Linked DNA regions of Homo sapiens: region 1 is linked to region 2. Evidence: read pairs that join two places in POLR2A ChIA-PET (ENCODE). Cell type or tissue: IMR-90. All regions are shown on one strand. Links, peaks and the distances in the headings refer to the core of each region. The heading gives the core; the rest is flanking DNA.

The links. Peaks named below come from ENCODE experiments on the same cell type or tissue, not always from the same donor. Only the 100,000 strongest peaks of a DNase experiment are listed, where the experiment ranks them.
Region 1: POLR2A ChIA-PET joins it to region 2 with 12 read pairs; 2 of 35 experiments call an interaction of 5 or more read pairs at or near these places.

Annotation. Positions count from the first base shown.
Region 1 is chr17:3,277,204-3,290,531 of GRCh38, forward strand. OR3A2 (olfactory receptor family 3 subfamily A member 2) reads right to left here. Exons shown (of 5, transcript NM_002551.5): 3 at 7,155-7,348; 4 at 1,873-1,950; 5 at 1-1,720. The coding sequence starts at 1,714. The coding sequence ends at 767. Among named protein-coding and RNA genes, the nearest start is that of OR3A1, 14 kb to the right of the region's middle. In IMR-90, for the core only: no CTCF peak of the experiment used is centred there; no DNase peak of the experiment used is centred there.
Region 2 is chr17:3,401,569-3,410,254 of GRCh38, forward strand. No RefSeq gene overlaps it. Among named protein-coding and RNA genes, the nearest start is that of OR3A3, 5.5 kb to the right of the region's middle. In IMR-90, for the core only: no CTCF peak of the experiment used is centred there; no DNase peak of the experiment used is centred there.

The sequences.
Region 1 (13,328 bases), core at 10,595-13,094, 120 kb before region 2:
GCGTCAGCCACCCTGCGCCCAGTCAACATCCAGCAGGATTCTTTTGTGGTAGCGGAGAGAAGAAAATGAAGGTGAAAGGCAAACAAATGAATGAAATAATCCATTGCACTAGGCCTATGGTTTTGGTTTTTTTAAAAAACTTTTTAACAAGTTTTTAACAAAACAACAACAAAACAAAACAAAGAAACAAACAAAAAATTTTCCCCTATTCTGATCTGCAGGGAATCTCATGTCCTCACCAGAAATATTGCAGAAATACTTTTGGTCACTTAGGCTGTGATTGACCGACTGGACATTCTTTGTAGAATGCTGCTTGCCAGGCACACAGAACTACAAGGCTTTAACTCTATCCAGAAAGTAGGCACAGCCAAAAACAGGGTAAAACTTGCACAGGGCTTGCTTGGCAGAACCTGACTTCATATTAACATCTTTGTTCATCTCTATAGAAACTATCATCATGTGGTATATATGATGCTTATTTACTTTGTCTACTTTTATAGCATGTGAGTTGCATGAGTGCAGAGACTTTTGTCCATTTTGTCCACCAATGCCTTGGAAGACTGTCCAGATCATAGAGGTACTCTAATAAGTATTTGTTGAATGAATAAATTATGTAGGGTTTCCTAGTAGGACAAATATGTAACACCGATCTTCAAGCATCAGGAGATAGGAAAAATAGTTGTGGCTGAATTTTTCCTGGTTACTGTCTTCATGGGAAATTTTCCTCAGTCCAGAAAAGGCAGGAAAGGAGGGACCCCATTACCTCTCAGGTCAGTGATCTCCTCCCCAAAAATATTTGCCACAGAGCACCCTGAACATCAGGGTTTCTGAGGCTGTAGATAAGAGGGTTCAGCATAGGGTTGATAACAGTGTTGAAAACTCCAACCCCTTTATCCTTGTCTGAAGCCTCCTCTGAACCCAGTCTCATGTAGTTGAAGATACCTCTTCCAAAGAAAAGACAAACCACGGTGAGGTGGGAGCCACACGTGGAGAAGGCCTTCTTTCGGCCCTCCACTGAACGGATTCGTAGAACTGCAGCTGCCACGTGGCTGTAGGCAGTGATGATGAGAACCAAAGGTGTGCCTGCCATGATGAAACCCACAGCAAAGAGCAGCAGCTCATTGAGTTGGGTGCTGGAGCAGGAGAGCTGGAAGAGCTGTGGGAGGTCACAGTAGAAGTGATTGACCTCATTGGGGCCACAGAAGTTGAGCGTGGACATGGCCACAGTGTGGGTCAGTGCGTTGGTGAAGGCACAAGCCAAGGACGCAGCCACCAACATCCTCTGGACTGTCTGACTCATGCGGGTGCTGTAGGTGAGGGGCTGGCAGATGGCCAGGAGTCGGTCATAGGCCATGGCGGTCAGCAGGAAGCAGTCCATCCCAGCCAGAAGGTGGAAGAAGAAGAGCTGGGAGAGGCAGGCGTCATAGGAAATTGTGGACTTGTGGGACAAGAGACGACCCAACATTGCAGGAACAGTGACAGTGATACATCCGACATCCAGCACTGACAGGTTCCCCAGGAAGAAGTACATGGGGGCGTGGAGTTTGGGCTCCACCAAGACGGCTGCCAGGATGCTGAGGTTGCCCCCAGTTGTGACCAGATAGGCAAAGAGGAGGAGCACAAAGACAACTGGCTGCATCTCTTCTGTTTGCACTAGGCCCAGTAGAATGAACTCAGCAACAGCGGTCCTATTGGTCCCAGCTTCTGGCTCCATGAGTTTCTGTAAGGACATGTCCCAGCAGGGGAGGTATCAGTTCACTCAGTTCACTTATTCAACATTAATATTTTAAACCATTTATGTTCAAAGCCCCGTGGCGAGTCCCCAGGCCATCCCTCACTCGTTGACCTCCTCCATCACCTCAATGCCTTTACCTTGCTCTTGGTTGACATGCCCAATGACACCACCACCTTGTCCTCCTCATCCTCTGCTAGCTGAAAAGGTCAGAATACCTGGAACAACATGAGAACTATAGTTAATAAAGTGTATTGCATTCAGGATTTTTGCTGAGTAGATTACAGCTGTCCTCGCCACAGGGGGGAAATGGGTAACTATGTGAGATGATGAATATGTTAATTTGTTTCACTATAGTAACCATTTTACTAACTACAAGTATCTCATAACATCATGTTCTGTACCTTAAATATAGACAAAAACTTTGTTTTAAAAAACATACAAGGCTTCCTCTATGAATATAGTTAGATTTAGATGAAGTTTTCCTATTGCTCTCTGAGGGATCATCCCAAACTAATAAGCAGGTTTCAAAATAGAAATCCAGAGAAAGTAGAATGCATTTAAAAACATAACCCAGGCTGGGCGTGGTGGCTCACGCCTGTAATCCCAGCAGTTTGGGAGGCCAAGGCGGGTGCATCATCTGAGATCAGGAGTTTGAGACCAGCCTGTCCAACATGGTGAAACCACATCTCTACTACAAAAATTAGCTTCGTGTGGTGGGGGGCACTTGTAATCCTAGCTACTCAGTAGGCTGAGGCAGGAGAATCGCTTGAACCCGAGACGTGGAGGTTGCAGTGAGCCAAGACTGCACCATTGTACTCCAGCCTGGGTGACAGAGCGAGGCTCCATCTCAAACAAAACAAAACAAAACAAAACAAAAACACCTAGGTTTAAAGGCTTCTAGACATAATAAAGGTCAAGCAAAGCTGTAGCAAGAATCAGAGAGAAGGTATTCATGATTGTGGATATCAGAAAGACCAGCCAAGTACATTTCTTCAAGGTGAGGGACCACACTCTGAAGTATCAACTCAACATTTCTTGTTCAATAAATTGTTAATGTTATTGTTACTTAAGCCCCTACAATGGACTTTGACTAATGACTTACTGTAAAATGATGTTTTTCTGTGTGTATTATCTGCTATTCCTCTCTAAAACCAAAGTTGTGGTCATAGCCTGTGGGTTGGTTGCCGCCAGGTGCAGTTACATTCTGCATTGCACAGTCACTGTCCTTCCCTTGTCCTTGACTTAGGCACGGTAGGTTGACCAATGGCTCTAATGATACATCCTGAAATGACGAAGGCATGTACTTGGAAAACCACGCTGAAGTCATTTTTCAGATTTTTTTTTTTTTTTTGAGACAGAGTCTTGCTCTGTCACCCAGGCTGGAGTGCAGTGGCGCGATCTCGGCTCACTGCAAGCTCCGCCTCCTGGGTTCACGCCATTCTCCTGCCTCAGCCTCCTGAATAGCTGGGACTACAGGCGCCCACCACCACGCCCGGCTAATTTTTTTGTATTTTTAGTAGAGACGGGGTTTCACCGTGTTAGCCAGGATGGTCTCGATCTCCTGACCTGGTGATCCGCCCGCCTCGGCCTCCCAAAGTGCTGGGATTACAGGCGTGAGGCACTGCGCCCAGCCCATCTTTCAGATTTTATATCCTACTCCAGATCAAAAAACATCAATGTCTCTATTGCCCATGGAATAAGCCAGGCCAGAGGTTCTTTAAAAGCAATGTTACTCCCTTGCATAGAATAGACTGGAATCAGAGGATGGGAAGCAGCTGGAGGGGAACAGTGATGATTGCCTGAGCTGGGGCAGTGAAATGCAGAGGCAGGAATGATTAAGGAGGTTCCAGAAATCAGAAATGCTGTAGCAGCAGTATGACTGATATGACTGCCTAGGGGTGTGGTCACCAAAATGATGTTTAAATCCTTTGTTCATAAAAGTGGGAATTGAGTGCACGGGTTGGTGGCACGGTCTTAACTGGTCTCACTAAGATCTGGAAAGCAGAAGAGGCAGGAGTGAATGAGAAGCCATCCGGGCAGGCTGACTGTGCAGTGTTTAGGTGGGACTTTAAAAGCAAGAAGCCGGCATTATCAGCAGTTCCTCAGCCTCTGGTGAGCACTGACTAGGGAAGTCAAGGGAAAATGTACTCACAATCCTGGAACAAGTGACTTACAGCCAGTATCAACCTTGGCTGCACATTAGATTTATGTGGGAGCCCCCAAAACTCCTGTTGTCCAGAATTTACCCACAGGCCGATTAAATCAGAATCTCCCAAGATAATACCCAGGCATCAGGATTTTTTTTTTTTTTTTTGAGATGGAGTCTCCCTCTGTCACCAGGCTGGAGTGCAGTGGCACGATCTCGGCTCACTGCAACCTCCGCCTCCCAGGTTCAAGAGATTCTCCTGCCTCAGCCTCCTCAGTAGCTGGGACTACAGGCATGCACCACCACGCCCAGCTAATTTTTTTGTATTTTTAGTAGAGATGGGGTTTCACCATGTTGGCCAGGATGGTGTCGATCTCTTGACCTTGTGATCCACCCGCCTCAGCCTCCCAAAGTGCTGGGATTACAGACGTGAGGCACCGCGCCCGGCAGCATCAGCATTTTTCAAAGCACCCACCTGATCACTGCTGTCTTAGCATTTAACTGAGCAGATACTTCCAACGACTAGCTCTTTCTTGCCACCCCCTCAAATTAAGAGTTTTGTTTGTTTGTTTTGTTTTCTCATTTTACTTTTACTGATAACCCTGAAGGGAGAGCAGGAAATACTTTATAAAATGACACACAGAAAAGTTACAAAAATTTAAGATACCTTGCAAAGGTTTGGTGGTATTTCCAGCCTCGATTTCCAACTCTGTTAAATTAGATTCTTAGTCCCCATGCTTATTGGAATCACCTGGGATGCTTTAAGAAGAAAATACTGATGCTCAGGCCTTTCACCAAGAATTTTGATTTAATTGGTTTAATTGGTGGTACCTGGGTATGGGTGTTTCCTTAGCGCCTCCCAGGTGGTTCTAATGCCCAGCCAGGACAGAGAACTCTGCCAGATTTGCAGCCTGGGAGGCATGATGATGGCTTGTTTCCCTCTTCATTGTTTTTCTCCATACCGGACATGAAGGTCACCAGCCCTTTTAGGTGATCCAGCCACTTCCACAAAGACTCCTCCACCTACGCTTAGAATCAAGGTAATCTCAGCCAGGTGCAGTGGCTCACACCTGTAATCCCAGCACTTTGGGAGGCTGAGGTGGGTGGATCACGAGGTCAGGAGATTGACACCATCCTGGCTAACACGGTGAAACCCCATTCAATACAAAAAATTAGCCAGGTGTGGTGGTGGGCACCTGTAGTTCCAGCTACTCCGGAGGCTGAGGCAGGAGAATCACTTGAACCCGGGAGGCGGAGGTTGCAGTGAGCTGAGATCGCGCCACTGCACTCCGGCCTGGGCGACTCCGTCTGAGATTCTGTCTCAAAAAAAAGAGTCAAGATAGTCTCTAAAGACTGACCCGCAGTTTCATGTGGATAACGTGCATCTCACTGGAGTCTCTACAGCAAGGGGATGTCTCCAATGTGAGGCTGTCTCGATGACCAGCCTTCCAAATGAGGTCTCCACTGTGTGTGCTCAGGCCACGGGGAAGCTGCAGAGGGGATGCCACATGGGTGAGAATGTGGATGCGGTGATCTCCAAGAGGTCCTTAAAGTTCTAAGATCACATGACTTGGAGGAGGGCAGAAATCATCCTCTGGCCTGATTATCACTGACAGAGGTGGTAACTGATAATGCTTTGCAAATCAACAAATCAAAGGGTGATAGCTCTTTACATATGTTATATTAAAGGATAGTTGACTACTTCCCTTTTTCCTGTCAGGTCCATTTTAACAGAAGCATTGGACAGCAACCCTGTGATCTTCCAGCTCCTTGCTCATGCTGTTTTCCCCACCTGCAATGGTTTCCCTCCAACGGCACATGCCCAGATATTTCACAACTTGACTCAAATGCTGACTGATGAATTAATCCTTCCTTGAAACTTCTCCATCTAAAAAGAATCTCTCTCTCCTTCTTCCTCTCTTCTGCTCTCCTCTTCTGTCTCTTTCTCTCTCTCTCTCTCTCCTCACCCCCTAAACTATCAATATACACCATTTCTTGGAATTTATGACTGTTTACATTTTGGGTGAGTCACTTCTTTATAGAGTCTGTCTCTGTAAGTGACTTGAGGACAGAATATGTTTGATTCATTTTCAATAGCAATAATCATCATAACACTTTACACATAGGTACCCAATATTTCATATTTTTCTCTTTTTTTGAGACAGAGTTTTGCTCTTTTTGCCCAGGCTGGAGTACAATGGCATGACCTCGGCTCACTGCAACCTCTGCCTCCTGGGTTCAAGCGATTCTCCTGCCTCAGCCTTCTGAGTAGCTGGGATTACAGGCATGCGCCACCACGCCCAGCTAACTTTGTATTTTTAGTAGAGACAGGGTTTCTCCATGTTGATCAGGCTGGTCTCGAACTCCTGACCTCAGGTGATCCGCCCACCTCAGCCTCCCAAAGTGCTGGGATTACAGGCGTAAGTCACTGCGCCCGGCCGGTATCCAATATTTCTTAAATAAATGGATGGTTAAAATGTGTACGATATCATCAGTATGAGCTAGAGTTCTCAGGGAAGACTTTCTGGACACACTGGAATTTGTCATGGCTTAGTGTGCTTTAGGGGAGGTCCAGGTTAAGTGCAGGGTTCAAGGCTGTGGCAGGGACTCCTCTGTGTTAACAGGACAAGCAGGTCATGGACCAGTCCACATCTTCTTTTTACTTAAACCTCCCAAAACAATACGGCCCTTAGGAGGGGCCACACCTTACAGACAAGTAAGTCATGGTCAGGGGTAGAAGAACCACTAAACAGCTGTTGCCAACCCTCAGACAGCTAGAGATACAATTGCTTAAAACCAGGGGGATTCTGGGATGACCTCAGGTCACCGAGACATCCAGAGGGTCTGACAGGGTCCCCACGAGGCCCACTGGGGAGCCCTCCTGCACGACCACTCTCGAGGCTCCCCTTACGAGCTGTGACAGCTCCCTGCTCTGGAACTCCAGCCCATCCCTCACGCGCCCAACATGACGAGGCTCAAGGACTTCGCTGGAGCGAGGGTTCCCCGCTGCCTGATGCAGTGGGTGCGGGCAGTGAACTGGTCTGAGCGAGTCTCCTCACACTCATGCTAACAGGCAGCAGGCTTCATCTGAGAGAGGCGAGCACGGGGAAAACCACAAAAGAACCCAGGACCTCCGGGCTGTAGTGCCAGGTCTTCCCCTAAATGGCTTTCCCTGTCAGGGGCATCCATCGCACCAGGCTTACTAAGCTGATGGCAACAGAAGCCCCTTCTCTATCTTGCAGGAGCAGAGGAAGGACTCAGGAGAACACTCACCCTGGCAAGGGCACGGAAGCCACTGAGGTTTCTTCAGGAAAGAAGGGGAGGAGCTGCGCACACCCCGTTATCCTCCCGGAGAGCGAGTGAGGGGCTAATGACTGAGAAATGAGAGGAATCAAGCTGCTGTCTTCTCTGTACAGGGCTGTGTTCACTACAGCATTCTCCTCTGGGGCACTCAGAAACTGGCTCTCCTAGGAGAGAGAAGGATGGGGGGAGAGACACGGAAAAGGAGACACCTCAGGCCCTTCATACTCATGGCAACGATGCCTCACCCCTTCTGGTATTTAGACTTTCTCACAAGGAAGGCTTTGCCTCTAGCCCTGGCTTTGTGGGCAGGTTGTTACGGCAGATGATGTCCGCTCTGCTTAATGTGGGTCACTGAGGCCTACAGGACTTGCCTATGTCCTCAAAGTCCCCCAGGAAGGGAGAGGTGCAGCTGGAGACTCTATATGGGCTTTCTAAGGGGATATTTTCTTTCCCAGATATCAACCAGGGCATTTGAGCAGAAACAAGCCAATTCCTGAACTTGTCTTGGACCTGGGGAGGTAGGAGGAGGCCCCAGAAGGGAGATAAGAGGGAAAAGCTTTCTTCAAAGCCGGTTTCCTGTTGAGCCCTCAGTAGTGAGGCGCTTTCTCTCCTGGGGACTTGTTAGTGGGGGACACTTGGACTGTGTCTTGGGGATCCTATAATGATTCTAGAGGTGGTGGGAGATGAGCCCTATGATGCTAGCAGGACTACTGGGAAGGTGCCTATCAACATGATTTTCTAAGTCCGGCCCTGAGGAATTGAGAGGCCTGGTGAAGGTGGCAGGTTAATGAACAGAAGCTGTGGGAAGATGTAGGCGTGTGTTCCTCTGACTCCTCTTCCCACTAACATTCCCTCGCCTAAGAGAGAGGGCTCCTTCTTCTCCCACCAGGGAGTTGTGGTGCAGTAGAAAAAGCAGAATAGACAAACCTGTTCTTCTGATTATTAGTGGTTTGACTTTGTACAAGCTGCAAAGTCAGTTTTGGGGCCTCAGTTTCCTCATCTGTAAAATGAGATATCCTTCCTCACAGAGCACTGCTGTGAACATTACATTCATTAAGTTGCTAATAGAGGTTCAACAATTTATCTACATATGAATTGATAACAATTATGAGTATCTGTGGCTGTGTGTGGTGACTCAAACTTGTAATCTTAGCACTCTGGGAGGCTGAGGCGGGGATCGCTTGAGCCCAGAAGTTCAAAACCAGCCTGGGTAACATGGTAAAACCCCATCTCTACAAAAAATAACAAAAATTTGTCAGGCACAGTGGTGCGGGCCTGTAGTCCCAGCTACTCTGGAGGCTGAAATGAAAGGATCGCTTGAGCCCAGGAGGTGGAGGCTGCAGTGAGCCGTGATCGCACCACTGCACTGCAGCCTGGGCTATAGAGTGAGAATCCCTCCCAAACAACAACAACAACAAAACAAACACAGACAAACAGGAACCATTTATGAGTGTTTGTCATGTACATGGTAACATGCTAAGAACACAACAAGCCTGGAGTCTCAGTCTTCACAATTCTATGAAGTAGATTTTCTCTTTTTAAATATACTCTAAGTTCTGGGGTACATGTGCAGAATGTGCAGGTTCGTTACATAGGTATACGTGTGCCATGGTGGTTTGCTGCACCCATCAACCTGTCTTCTACATTAGGTATTTCTCTTAATGCTATCCCTCCCCTTGCCCCCCACCCCCCAAGAGGCCCTGGTGTGTGGTCTTCCCGTCCCTGCGTCCATGTGTTCTCATTATTCAACTCCCACTTATGAGTGAGAACATGTGGTGTTTGGTTTTCTGTTCTTGTGTTAGTTTGCTGAGAATGATGGTTTCCAGCTTCATCCATGTCCCTGCAAAGGTCATGAACTCATCCTTTTTTATGGCTGCATAGTATTCCATGGTATATATGTGCCACATTTTCTTTATCCAGTCTGTCCCTGATGGGCATTTGGCTTGGTTCCAAGTCTTTGATATTGTGAACAGTGCTACAATAAACATACATGTGCATGTGTCTTTATAGTAGAATGATTTATATTCCTTTGGGTATATACTCAGTAAGGGGATTGGTGGGTCAAATGGTATTTCTAGTTCTAGATCCTTGAGGAATCGCCACACTGTCTTCCACAATAGTTGAATTAGTTTACACTCCCACCAACAGTGTAAAAGCATTCCTATTTCTCCACATCCTCTCCAGCATCTATTGTTTCCTGTTGTTTCCTGACTTTTTAATGATAGCCATTCTAACTGGTGTGAGATGGTATCTCATTGTGGTTTTGATTTGCATTTCTCTAATGACCAGTGATGACGAGATTTTTTTCATGTTTGTTGGCTGCATAAATGTCTTCTTTTGAGAAGTGTCTGTTCATATCCTTCGCTCACTTTTTGATGGGGTTGTTTTTTCTTGTAAATTTGTTTAAGTTCTTTGTAGATTCTGGATATTAGCTCTTTGTCAGATGGATAGATTGCAAAAATTTTCTCCCATTCCGTAGGTTGCCTGTTCACTCTGATGGTAGTTTCTTTTGCTGTGCAGAAGCTCTTTCATTAGATCCCATTTGTCAGTTTCGGCTTTTGTTGCCATTGCTTTTGGTGTTTTAGACATGAAGTCCATGCCCATGCCTATGTCCTGAATGGTATTGCCTAGATTTTCTTCTAGGGTTTTTATGGTTTTAGGTCTTACATTTAAGTCTTTAATCCATCTTGTGGTAGGTAGAAGAATGGGCCCCAGAGATATCCAACCTAAACCCTGGAATCTACTTTATATGGTAAAGGAGACTTTAAAGTTTGAGATCTTGGGATGGGGACATCACTCAAATAATGTACACTGTACTAATTAAGTAATTTCTCATCATCCACCCCCCTCCTACCCACCCACATTTCTGATACATCCACAGAGTGCAGAGTGGTCAGGTCAGGGTGTTTAGGGTTCCCATCACTCAAATAATGCACATTGTACCCATTAAGTAATTTATTCTCATCATCCACCCCCCTCCCACCCACTCCCATTTCTGATTTTCCATTGTCTATCCTTCCACTCTGCATCCATGTGTACGCGGTATTGTGTCTATATCTCTGCTGAGATTTTCATTCCTTGAAAACATGTTTAATTTTTTACCTAATTTGGGGTAATTATAACAGCCATTTAAAATTTTCGTCTGTTAGTGTCAACATCTAGTTCATTTCAGAGTTGGACTTGCTGGATTTTCTTTTCTCTGGAGAATGTGTTGCATTTTCTTGATTCTTCATATATTAATTCTGGACTGTATCCTGGACATTACGAATATTCAGTTCTGCTGGAGATTCTCAATTACATTATTTATCACGTGTCATTTCCCATGTTTGATAGGTAATTCTCTTGGCGAGGCTTGAACTGCAAACTTGCTTCGTGGGTGGCAGCATTGGTCTCAGTTAAAATATTTTTACTTTTGCTGAATTTATGTTTTTCTATTATATATATATAATATCAATATACTGTATATGTAATCGAGCTTATATTAAATTTTATAATAAAATTATTGTGTTGAGACAATTGTTATCTACTAGGAAAAAATTAGAGCATACATAACAATAAGCTCTAAATATATTAAATATTTGACTTAAAAAGAAATGTAAAAATACTAGAAAAACATCAGACACATATTTATACAGCATTTAGATGAAAAAGCTCTTTTTCCTAAGCATGACATAAAACAAAGAAGATAAAGGTCATAAAATATAAAATTAATTTGGGCAGCAGTTACTCTAAACAAAATTAAAGACAAATGGGAAATTAGGAAATATGTTAGCAACATATATGGCAAAGAATTACCATTTTAAAACAGAAAAGGTTTCTACCAATCATTTACAAAAAGATAAACTATCACCAAAAGGGCAAAAAAAAAAAAAAAAAAAGACAAAAAAAGAAAAAGAAATCTGCAAAGAAGAAATACAAATAACAAATAAATACAGTTATGAGCTGTATAATGATGTTTTGGTCAACAAAGCCTGCATACATGGCAGTGGTCACAGCAATAGGCTATTAACAGGCTATTTCATATAGCCTAGGTGTTCAGTAGGCCATACCACCTAGGTTTGTGCAAGTACATTCTTACACAGGGGTAAGCGATGTTTGCACAACACAATCACCTAACAATGCATTTCTCAGAATGTATCCCCGTTGTAGAGTGACACATGACTGTACATAAAAATGTGTTCAACCACACCCATAATCAAAGAAATTCAAATTAAAAATAATACAGTATTTCATCTAGTTTTCAAATATAAAAAGATATATATATAACATCCAATGAGGTCAAAGATGTGAAGCAACAAGCATTTGCATACACTGCCAATCTGGATGTAAAATGCTGTACATTTTTTGGCAAATACAAAGGCAGAATACTTATTAAACTTTAACTTTGCATTTGTATTTCTGATAGTGAACACGTACTTATACACAAACACACAAACTACGTTCATGAACTTAGCCACTGGAAATAATTTCAGATACTCAGCTATATATATAAATACTAATCTCAGTATTATTGGCAGTCGCAAAAATAGGAACTAAATTACATCAATGGGGTGTGGTTAAATAGATTATAATTTTACATAAATGGAATATTATGCAGCCTTTAAAATGGGTAAGATAGATTTGTAGGCTCACATGTAAGAATTATACTATGCAATATAGACAGAGAAAAGTCAGATTACAACACAGTATGGTTTTGAATGTGGGTGTGTTTGTGTGTGTGAGTGTGTGTTTGTGTGTGTTCATTTGGAAAGCTAAACATGAAACTATTAACAGTAGTTACTTTTAAAGATAAGATTACTGTGCGGATGGTGCGGAAGGGTGGTGATGTTCTGTACTGTTTGTACATTTACAACATGATGTATTACATGGATAATAGAATTTTTAAGTAGCAAGGAGATTTCCAGTTTGAAATATAAAAGGGGAGAAAAATTCCAAATGAAATGGAATCTCCCAAATTGATAAAGAAACCGTGTGATCCTGGAGGGTGAACAGGGACCTGGGAATCAGGCCTTTGGCCATTGTCTATGATGCTGGACCCAGTGGCTCCATTCCACCCTAGTGGCAAGGCCAAGACCGAAATCTCTCCTTGAGGCTTGAAGTAAAGAGCCAGCTGAAGAAATGCCAGAGGCACCAGATCTTTGGAGATAAACAGCAGGCTCAGTTTTGCTGCAGGGGTTAAATGTAGCCAAAGAAGTGATGGTGGAAGGTGTGGTAGCTCCCTCAGGGTAAACAGATACAGTCTTTCTATTCATTCAAACTAACAGACTCAGAGAAATCTCGCAGTGGAAGAACCTTAATATAACCTAGTGCTTTTGGTCAAGAACAGACCCAGAGGAACTCATCAACTTATTCAAGGTCAAGCGTGTCGTGAATGAGAGAAGGGATGAGATGAGAACCACATCCCAGGTCTTCCCCAACGGTCTTCTTGACCCTGGAAGAAGACTCACTCTTTGTGTCCCTGAAGTTTGTCTGATGATGCAATAAATCAGAAAAAGGCATCTTTTTCCTGTGTCTATTGACGCCGTCAGCCAGCATGACTCAAAAGGTAGGGAGTGTTAAGTTGGGCAGTTCGTCACAAATTTTGATGACATTTTAGATACGTAGCTGGAGAAAATACCCAGCACTCTTTTCTTCTGTGTTTTCTCATCTAGTAAACCTTCTTCCTGACATCCTAGGAGCACCTCTGTTTAGAGAAAGAGAAAACGAGTCCTTGGTGTACTTTTTTTGTACACTTAGCATAACTTAAAATATCAATCACTTCCTTCTTAGTAGAGAAGACGGACTACAATGATGGCATCAGGAGTGCTGGAATTGGTTATTGCTGGAAAACATAGAATGGGAAGCCCACATCTCTCATGTGTGACCCACTTATTTTATGCCCCCGCTTTCTTCCTCTGATCTTTCAATACTCTCAAGGCATCTTATCCAATTCCTCCATTCTTTCTCATTTCCCATTCTGTGTACCACGTTTGGTCCTAACCCCCTCCACTTGCAATTCTCTCCCAGTTCTCCCTATTCCTCATCTTTCCACTTCATTTTCCTACCAACTCTCCTCCTCCAGTCTTGTTTTGCTTCCCTCTTTTGTGTCTTTTCTCTTTATCTCTATCTTACTGCATCTATTCAATCCCTCACCCCCATAAAATA
Region 2 (8,686 bases), core at 5,930-8,429:
ATAGATAGATAGATAGATAGATAGATAGATAATGATAGATGATAGAGATAGGTAGATGACGATAGGTGACAGATGATAGATAGATAGATAGATAGATGATAGATAGATAGATAGATAATAGATAGATACAGGTAGAGAGATAGATTAGAGATAGATAGATATAGATAGATGATGATAGATGACAGATAGATGATAGACAATAGATAGATGATAGATAGCTAGAGGTAGAGAGATAGATTAGAGACGATAAATAGATATTTAGTTAATAGATAGATAGACAGACAGACAGACTATGCTTATGGTTCTGACTTCTGGAGAACCATAAAATTGTCTGTAAAGCTTCACAGATAATTTTAAAACAAAACAAGGCTTGAGAATGACTGCATTAAAGCATACCTCACAGAGCTGTCATTATACCAAAATGATAGGATCTTGTGAGGATATATTGCACAATAAGAAATATTTGTAAGTGCTATCATTACCAATGACTGTAACTGGAAAACATTAGTTAAAATACTTCTGGAATGTTGGAAAGTCGTGGGAGGCAAATACATAGAAAAGAGGAAAGTTATTATGACTGAAAAAATATCCTGCAGAACATCCTACACCTGGGAAATCAAGACCCTCAGGCTGGAAGGACACCAAGAATCAGCTCATTCACCCTTCTGCCCAACTCACCCAGCATCTCAAGGTAACTCCACAGTCCTGACCTGACATCCTGCTCCATTTTATCCATTACGACACGTAAAGTAACAGTCTCTGTAGTTGTCCCCTGTGTCTGGACAACTCCTTCTCACATCTCCCCTTCTACCCATCCCTGAGCCTCAGGGACCCTGCATCCCAGAGGAATCCAGATTCCAGAGTAACTCATTAAAGACACAGTAATTACCCTGGACCTCTCTAGAATAAATTTGCTCAGACTCCTACAGCAGTAACTAATTACCGTACATGTCATCTGTCACTGTAATCAGTCACTGATCGCACCTGACTGTATTTAGGGCTATCATGAGGACGGAGCTCATGGATGGATGCTTAATCACTGCCTGCTTAGGAAATGGAGAGTAGCCCTGTGTGGCTGCAGCCTACATTTTGGGACTTGAAAAAGAATGGCCATAAAAGACTGTGAATGGCCTCAAATATCTTAGACGTATAACATTTACACAATAAATTGACACAAAAAGGTAATGGTCTTTAAGCAGAGTAACCACTATGAAAGACACATGCTTTGTAAAGATATCCAGGTGGTAGCGTCTCACTAAAACTCAGCTTCCCATAAAAATACCCCAGGATCAGACATCTGTGACTCAATCATAAGCAGATACATAGAAAAGAGATGAAAAGAAGAAAAAATGAGCTCTCTCAGGTCATGCTCAATTCTTCCTCAGGCCAAAACAGAAAAAGAAACCCAAATTCCCACCCGCTTAGTTACTTTTATCTCCTTCTCTCTCTAGGAAAACTTGATAGCACTCATCACTACCATTGTGCCAACCGCTCTCCACCTATGTCAGATTACCTCCTAATGCCATGTTCTTCCTGTCCCTACAATGGCTCACAAGGCCACAGTGGACATTTATATTTTTTTCTTCCACTACCCGTTCTACGTTCCCCTTTCTTTTGGCCATTATCAGCTGGGTGACATTCTCCACACAGTGGTAACAGTGCAAACTTTCATCCCTAGGAAATCTGCATCCCATAAGCCTTGCTTTCTCAAGTTGTTATATTTTTTCTTAAACTTTATTGATGCACATGGAAATACTAAGTGGCAACCAAATAATTCTCCAGGATTTTAGACATGGGCCTCTCTTTTCCAGTTGTGTAGAACAACCAAATTTTCCCCTGGTAATCAATATCAATCACACTAGGCAGAATGACAACCCTATTCTTTGTATATTGGCTTACATGAGTACCAAAAAATGACTGGGTGGTAGGCTTAACCTCCAATCCAGTGAAGCCACTGTTACATCACCTGGTAGAAGAACACATCCCTTGAGATCTATAGGAGACACTTATGACACACTATTTTAGGTTCTCTCAGCCTCATCTGGTATTTCAGCCACAGCTGAAGGAACCAGTTCTGCGATGGCTTCAGCTAGCTTTAGTGGGTGCAACTGAAAGCACCTCAGCTCCTTGCTGCTACATAACTTCCTTGCCTCCTTTTCTGGGACTTGTACGACCCCACAGATGTCGTGGTGAATCTTTAGCACTCACACACATATTAAGGCCTGTGATCCACTTTGAACTCGTTGTAGAGTGTTAAATGTTAAATTGAGGTTACATTTTATTTCTTCTGCATATGGAAACCCAATTTTTCCAGCGCCATTTGTGGAAGACTAGTCTTCACTGAATTGCTTCTGTACCTTTGTCAAAAATCAGTGAATGATCAGCACCAGCATGGCACATATATACATATGTAACTAACCTGCACAATGTGCACATGTACCCTAAAACTTAAAGTATAATAAAAATAAATAAATAAATAAATAAATAAATAAATAAATAAATAATCAGTGAATGATACATGAGTAGATCTATTTCTGGACTCTTTATAGTATTATATACCCTCAATACTCATCTACATTTCTATCCTTTGTCTAATACTACACTTACCTCATTATTGTAACTTAATAGTTAATTTGGAAACAAGACAATGTTAGTCCTTCTACATTGTTCTCCTCTTTCAAAACTGATTTTGGGTGTATTTGTCTTTACACATAAATTTTATAATCAGATTGTCAAATCATGCACAAAAATTTCTGTCAGAATTTTTATTAGAATTTTGTTAACTCTCCAGATCAGTTGCTGAAGAGTCAACATCTTAAGAGTGTTGAGTTTTCCAATCTGTAAAAATGTTGTATCTACCCATTTCTTTTTATTTGATTTTAAGTTCTGGGGTACGTGTACAGGATGCTCAGGTTTGTTACATAGGTAAATGTGGGCCATGGTGGTTTGCTGCACATATCAACCCATCTCCCAGTTATTAAGCCCAGCATGCATTAGCTATTTTTCCTGATGCTCTCCCTCCCCTGATCCCACCCCCTATAAGCCCCCGATGTGTGTTGTTCCCCTCCCTGTGTCCATGTGTTTTCATTGTTCAGCTACCACTTATAAGTGAGAATATGTGGTACTTGGTTTTCTGTTCCTGCATTAGTTTGCTGAGGATAATGGCTTCCAGCTCCATCCATGTCCCTGCAAATGACGTGATCTCATTTCTTTTTATGGCTGCATAGTATTCCATAGTATTCCATGGTGTATATTTACCACATTTCTTTATCCAGTCTATCATTGATGAGCATTTGGGTTGATTCCATGTCTTTGCTATTGTGAATAGTGATGCAATGAACATATACGCATTCATGTATCTTTATAATAGAATGATTTATATTCCTTTGGGTATATACTCAGTAATGGGATTGCTGGGTTAAATGGTATTTCTGTTTTTAGGTCTTTGAGGAATTGCCACACTGTCTTCCACAATGGTTGAACTAATTTCATTCCCACCAACAGTGTAAAAGCATTCCTTTCACTCCACAGCCTCCCCAGTATCTGTTGTTTCATGACTTTTTAATAATTGCCATTCTGACTGGCATGAGATGGTATCTCAATGTGGTTTTAATTTGCTTTCTCTAATGATCAGCGATGTTGAGCCTTTTTTCACGTTTGTTTACCGCATGTATGTCTTCTTTCAAGAAGTGTCTGTTCATGTCCTTTGCCCACTTTTTAATGGGTTTTTTTTCTTGTAAATTTGTTTAAGTTCCCTGTAGACGCTAGATATTAGACTTTTGTCAGAAGGAGAGATTGCAAAAGTTTTCTCCCATTCTATAGGTTGTCTGTTTGCTCTGATGATAGTTTCTTTTGCTGTGCAAAAGCTTTTTAGTTTAATTAGATCCCATTTGTCATTTTTTGCTTTTGTTGCCATTGCTTTTGATGTTTTCATCATGAAATCTTTGCCTGTGCCTATGTCCTAGATTTTCTTCTAGGGTTTTTATAGTTTTGGGTTTAAGCCATCTTGAGTTAGTTTTTGTATAAGGTGTAAGGAAGGGATCCAGTTTCAATTTTCCGAATATGGCTAGCCAGTTCTCCCAACACCATTTATTAAATAAGGAATCCTTTCCCCATTGCTTGTTTTTGCCAAGTTTTTTGAAAATCAGGTGGTTGTAGGTGTGCAGTCTTATTTCGGAGTTCTCTATTCTGTTCTATCGGTCTGTGTGTCTGTTTTTGTACCAGTACCATGCTGTTTTGGTTGTTGCAGGATTGTAGTATAGTTTGAAGTTGGGTATCTACCCATTTCTTAAGTGTTTGATTTCCATAACCAGTGTTGCAGGTTTCATGTCATAGATCTTACACATTTTTGTAAGACTTATACTTAAATATTTAATAATATTGTGCTATGTAAAGAGTACTTTAATTTTTTTCAACTTCCACATGTTCATTGCTATTTGATATAATTTTAATATATTAATATTATATATATATTTGTATACACAAATAAAACTTTTTAATATGTTGACCTTATACCCTATGGGTTTACTAAACTTGATTACTGGTTCTAGAACCCTTTTTTAGATAATTTTGTGGATTCTGTACAAACATGAATAGAGATGGTTTAATTTCTTACTTTCCAATATGTATACATTTTAGTTCTTTTTATTGCCCTTTCTCACTGCCTAGTACAATGTTTAAAAAGAGCAGTGAGTTCATTTTTGTATATGGTATAAGGAAGGGGTCCAGTTTCAATCTCCTGCATATGGCTCTCCAGTTATCCCAGCACAATTTATTGAATAGGGAATCCTTTCCCCATTGCTTGTTTTTGTGAGGTTTCTATCTGTCAAAGATCAGATAGTTCTTGGTGTGTGGTCTTATTTCTGGGTTCTTTATTCTGTTCCATTGGTGCCCGTGTGTCTGTTTTTGTACCAGTGCCATGCTGTTTTGGTTACTGTAGCCCTGTAGTATAGTTTGAATATAGTTTGAAGTCGGGTAGCGTGATGTCTTCGGCTTTGTTCTTTTTGCTTACGATTGCCTTGGCTATTCAGGCTGTCTTTCTGGCTCTGTATGAATTTTAAAGTAGTTTTCTCTAATGCTATGAAGAATGTCAATGGTAGTTTAATAGGAATAACACTGAATCTATAAATTGCTTTAGGCAGTATGGGCATTTTAATGATATTGATTCTTCCTATCCATGAGCATGGAATGTTTTTCCATTTGTGTTGTCTCTGATTTCTTTGAGGAGTGTATTGTAGTTATCCTTGTAGAGATCTTTCACCTCCCTAGTTAGCTGTATTCCTAGGTATATTGTTCTTTTTGTGGCAATTGTGAATGGGCGTGCATTCGTGATTTGGCTCTCAGCTTGACTATTGCTGGTGTATAGGAATGCTAATGATTTTTGCACATTAATTTTGTATCCTGAGACTTTACTGAAGTTGTCTTTCAGATTAAGATGCTTTTGGGCCAAGACTATGGAGTTTTCTAGATATAGGATTATGTAATCTGAAAACAGGAATGATTTAACTTATTCTATTCTTATTTGAATGCCCTTTGCTTCTTTCTCTTGCCTAATTGCCCTGGCCAGAACTTCCAATACTATGTTGAATAGGAGTGGTGAGAGACGGCATCCTTGTCTTCTGCCAGTTTTCAAAGGGAATGCTTCCCACTTTTGTCTATTCAGTATGATGGTGGCTATGGGTTTGTAATAGATGGCTCTTATTATTTTCAGGTATGTTCCTTCAATACCTAGTTTATTGAGAGTTTTTAACATGAAGGGATGTTAAATTTTTTTGAAAGCCTTTTCTGCATCTATTGAGATAATCATGTAGTTTTTGTCTTTAGTTCTGTGTATGTGATTAATTACATTTACTGATTTATGTATGTTGAGCCAAACTTGCATCCCGGGGATGAAGCATACTTGATCATGGTGGATAAGCTTTTTGATGTGCTGCCGGACTCAGTTTGCCAGAATTTTGTTGAGGATTTTTGCATCAATGTTCATCAAGGATATTGGCCTGAAATTTTCTTTTTCTGTTGTATCTCTGCCAAGTTTTGTTATCAGGATGATGTTAGCCTCATAGAACAAGTTAGGAAGGAGTCCCTCATCCTCAATTTTTTGGAACAGTTTCAGTAGGAATGGTACCAGTACCAGCTCTTCTTTGTACTTCTGGTCGAATTCAGCTATGAACCCATCAGGTCCAAGGGTTTTTTTGGCTGGTAGGCTATTTATTACTGACTCAATTTCAGAGCTCATTGTTGGTCTATTCAGGGCATCAATTTCTTCCTGTTTGTCTCAGGACAGTGTAGATGGCCAGGAATCTATCAATCTCTTCTAAGTTTTCTAGTTTGTTTGTACAGAGGTATTTGAAGAAATTTCTGATGGTTATTTTTATTTCTGTGGGGTCAGTGGTAATATTCCCTTTATCATTTCTAATTGTGTTTATTTGGATCTTCTCTCTTTTCTTCTTTATTAGGCTAGCTAGTGGCCTATCTTATTCATTTTTTTTTTAAATCAACTCCTCTATTTGTTGATCTTTTGAATGGTTTTTCGTGTCTCAATTTCCTTCAGTTCAACTCCGATTTTGGTAATTTCTTGTCTTCTCCCAGTTTTGGCGTTGATTCTTTCTTGCTTCTCTAATTCTTTCATTTGTGATGGTAGGTTGTTAATTTGAGATCTTTCTAACTTTCAGATGTCAGCATGTAGTGCTATGAATTTTCCTCTTAATACTGCCTTAGCTGTGGCCCAGAGATTCTGGTATGTTATATCTTCTTTTTGAGACTGAGTCTCACCCTATCGCCCAGCCTAGAGTGCAGTGGCATGATCTTGGCTCACTGCAATCTCTGCCTCCCGGGTTCAAGTGATTCTCCTGCCTCAGCCTCCTGAGTAGCTGGGATTACAGGTGCCCACCACCATGCCTGGCTACTTTTTTGAATTTTTAGTAGAGATGGGGTTTCATGTTGGCCAAGCTGGTCTCGAACTCCTGACCTCTAGTGATCCTCCCACCTCGGCCTCCCAAAGTGCTGGGATTTCAGGCATGAGCCACCACACTCAGTGTGTTGTATCTTTGTTCTCATTAGTTTCAAACAACTTCTTGATTTCTGCCTTGATTTCATTATTTATTCAACAGTTGTTCAGAATCATGTTGTTTAATTTCCATGGAGTTACATGGTTTTGAGTGATTGTCTGATCCTAACTATTTTGGAGGCACTGGGAGACATGGAAGTAGTTCTGGAGGACAACAAAAATCATCTTGTGAGACTTCTTCCTCACATAGGGTGTTTGCATGGTCTTCAGGCAAAAGGAGGTTGCTCATTTCTAGCAAGGGGAAGGGATACTTCTGCCCCAGCAAGTGAATTCCGGGGAGTCTGAGGATTCAAAATTCTCATGTTCATCCACTCAAACAAGACTCAAGGTCTCACTCTTTCCTTCCCAGGGTCTGTAATTTAGCATAGGAGACCTACCTAAGCTACATGTGCTGCCTCCTTAGTAGCTCTTGCACCCTTAGAATTAAGTCTCAGGCCTGATTTTCAACACCGTGTGTCAATGGTTGTAGAAGATTAACGTTTCATTAAATGTTGCCATGGATATTTTCTGGCTTTTACAAAATAAACCCTAAGTTGATAGTTGACTAACCTGGACCTATCATTCTATTTCTTCCAGGCTTCCAAGGAAGTTAACAAAAGCTATCCCTATTCTTAAAACTCCAGGCCAGGCACAGTGGCTCATGCCTGCAATCTCAGCATTTTGGGAGGCTGAGGCTGGAGGATTGCTTGAGCCCAGGAGTTCAAGACTAGTCTGAGCAACATAGCAAAATCCCATCTCTACAAAAAATAAAAATTAAAAAAAAGCTTCCAGCTTTTGCTCGTTCGGTATGATGGTGGGTATGGGTTTGTAATAGATTTTTTTTTTTAATTTTTTTTAACCAGGTGTGGTGACATGCACCAGCTCTTCAGGAGGCTTAGGTAGGAGGAGCGCTTGAGCCTGCAAGTGAGCTATGATTGCACCACTGCTCTCCAGCCTGGATAACAGAGTGAGACTCTGTCTCAAAAAAAATCCTAATTCTAATAACTACCATGGTTCTTATAACATTAACTTGCTGGAGCTAACACATGACACAGTGTTTCTCCGTCTACCTGTACCTCATCCCAAACTACCACAAGTGAGTCTTGGTAATTGTGATGCTATCACATGCTAGGGCTTATCACAAACCCCACTTACTCCAACAGTGGTGAATGCTCCAGTTCCAGAATCCCTCCCAAAACCAATTGTCTTAGTTTGGTTCCCACCAAAGAAGAGCCTGAGAGAAGATGTGTGTGTGTATGTGTATGTGTGTGTGTGTGGTTTAAGCAGGAAGTCATCTCAGGGAGCAAGAGTGAAGTTATTTATTTGGGAGCTAGTCCCCAAGAGCAAGACTGATTTATGAAGAGGGTGAGGCAGAGAAAGAAAAATTGTCCCTTACTAACAACATATTACGCAAGTCCCCACTATGAACACTAGAGATTGGATTGACCCAGAGCATACACAATGTCTCCCAGAATTGTGTAAAGATGGGGGCTGAGGGGACTTTTTTTTTGAGACGGAATTTCGCTCTTGTTCCCCAGGCTGGAGTGCAGTGGTGTGATCTTGGCTCACTGCAACCTCTGCCTCCTGGGTTCAAGCGATTCTCCTGCCTCAGCCTCCCAAGTAGCTGGGATTACAGCCATG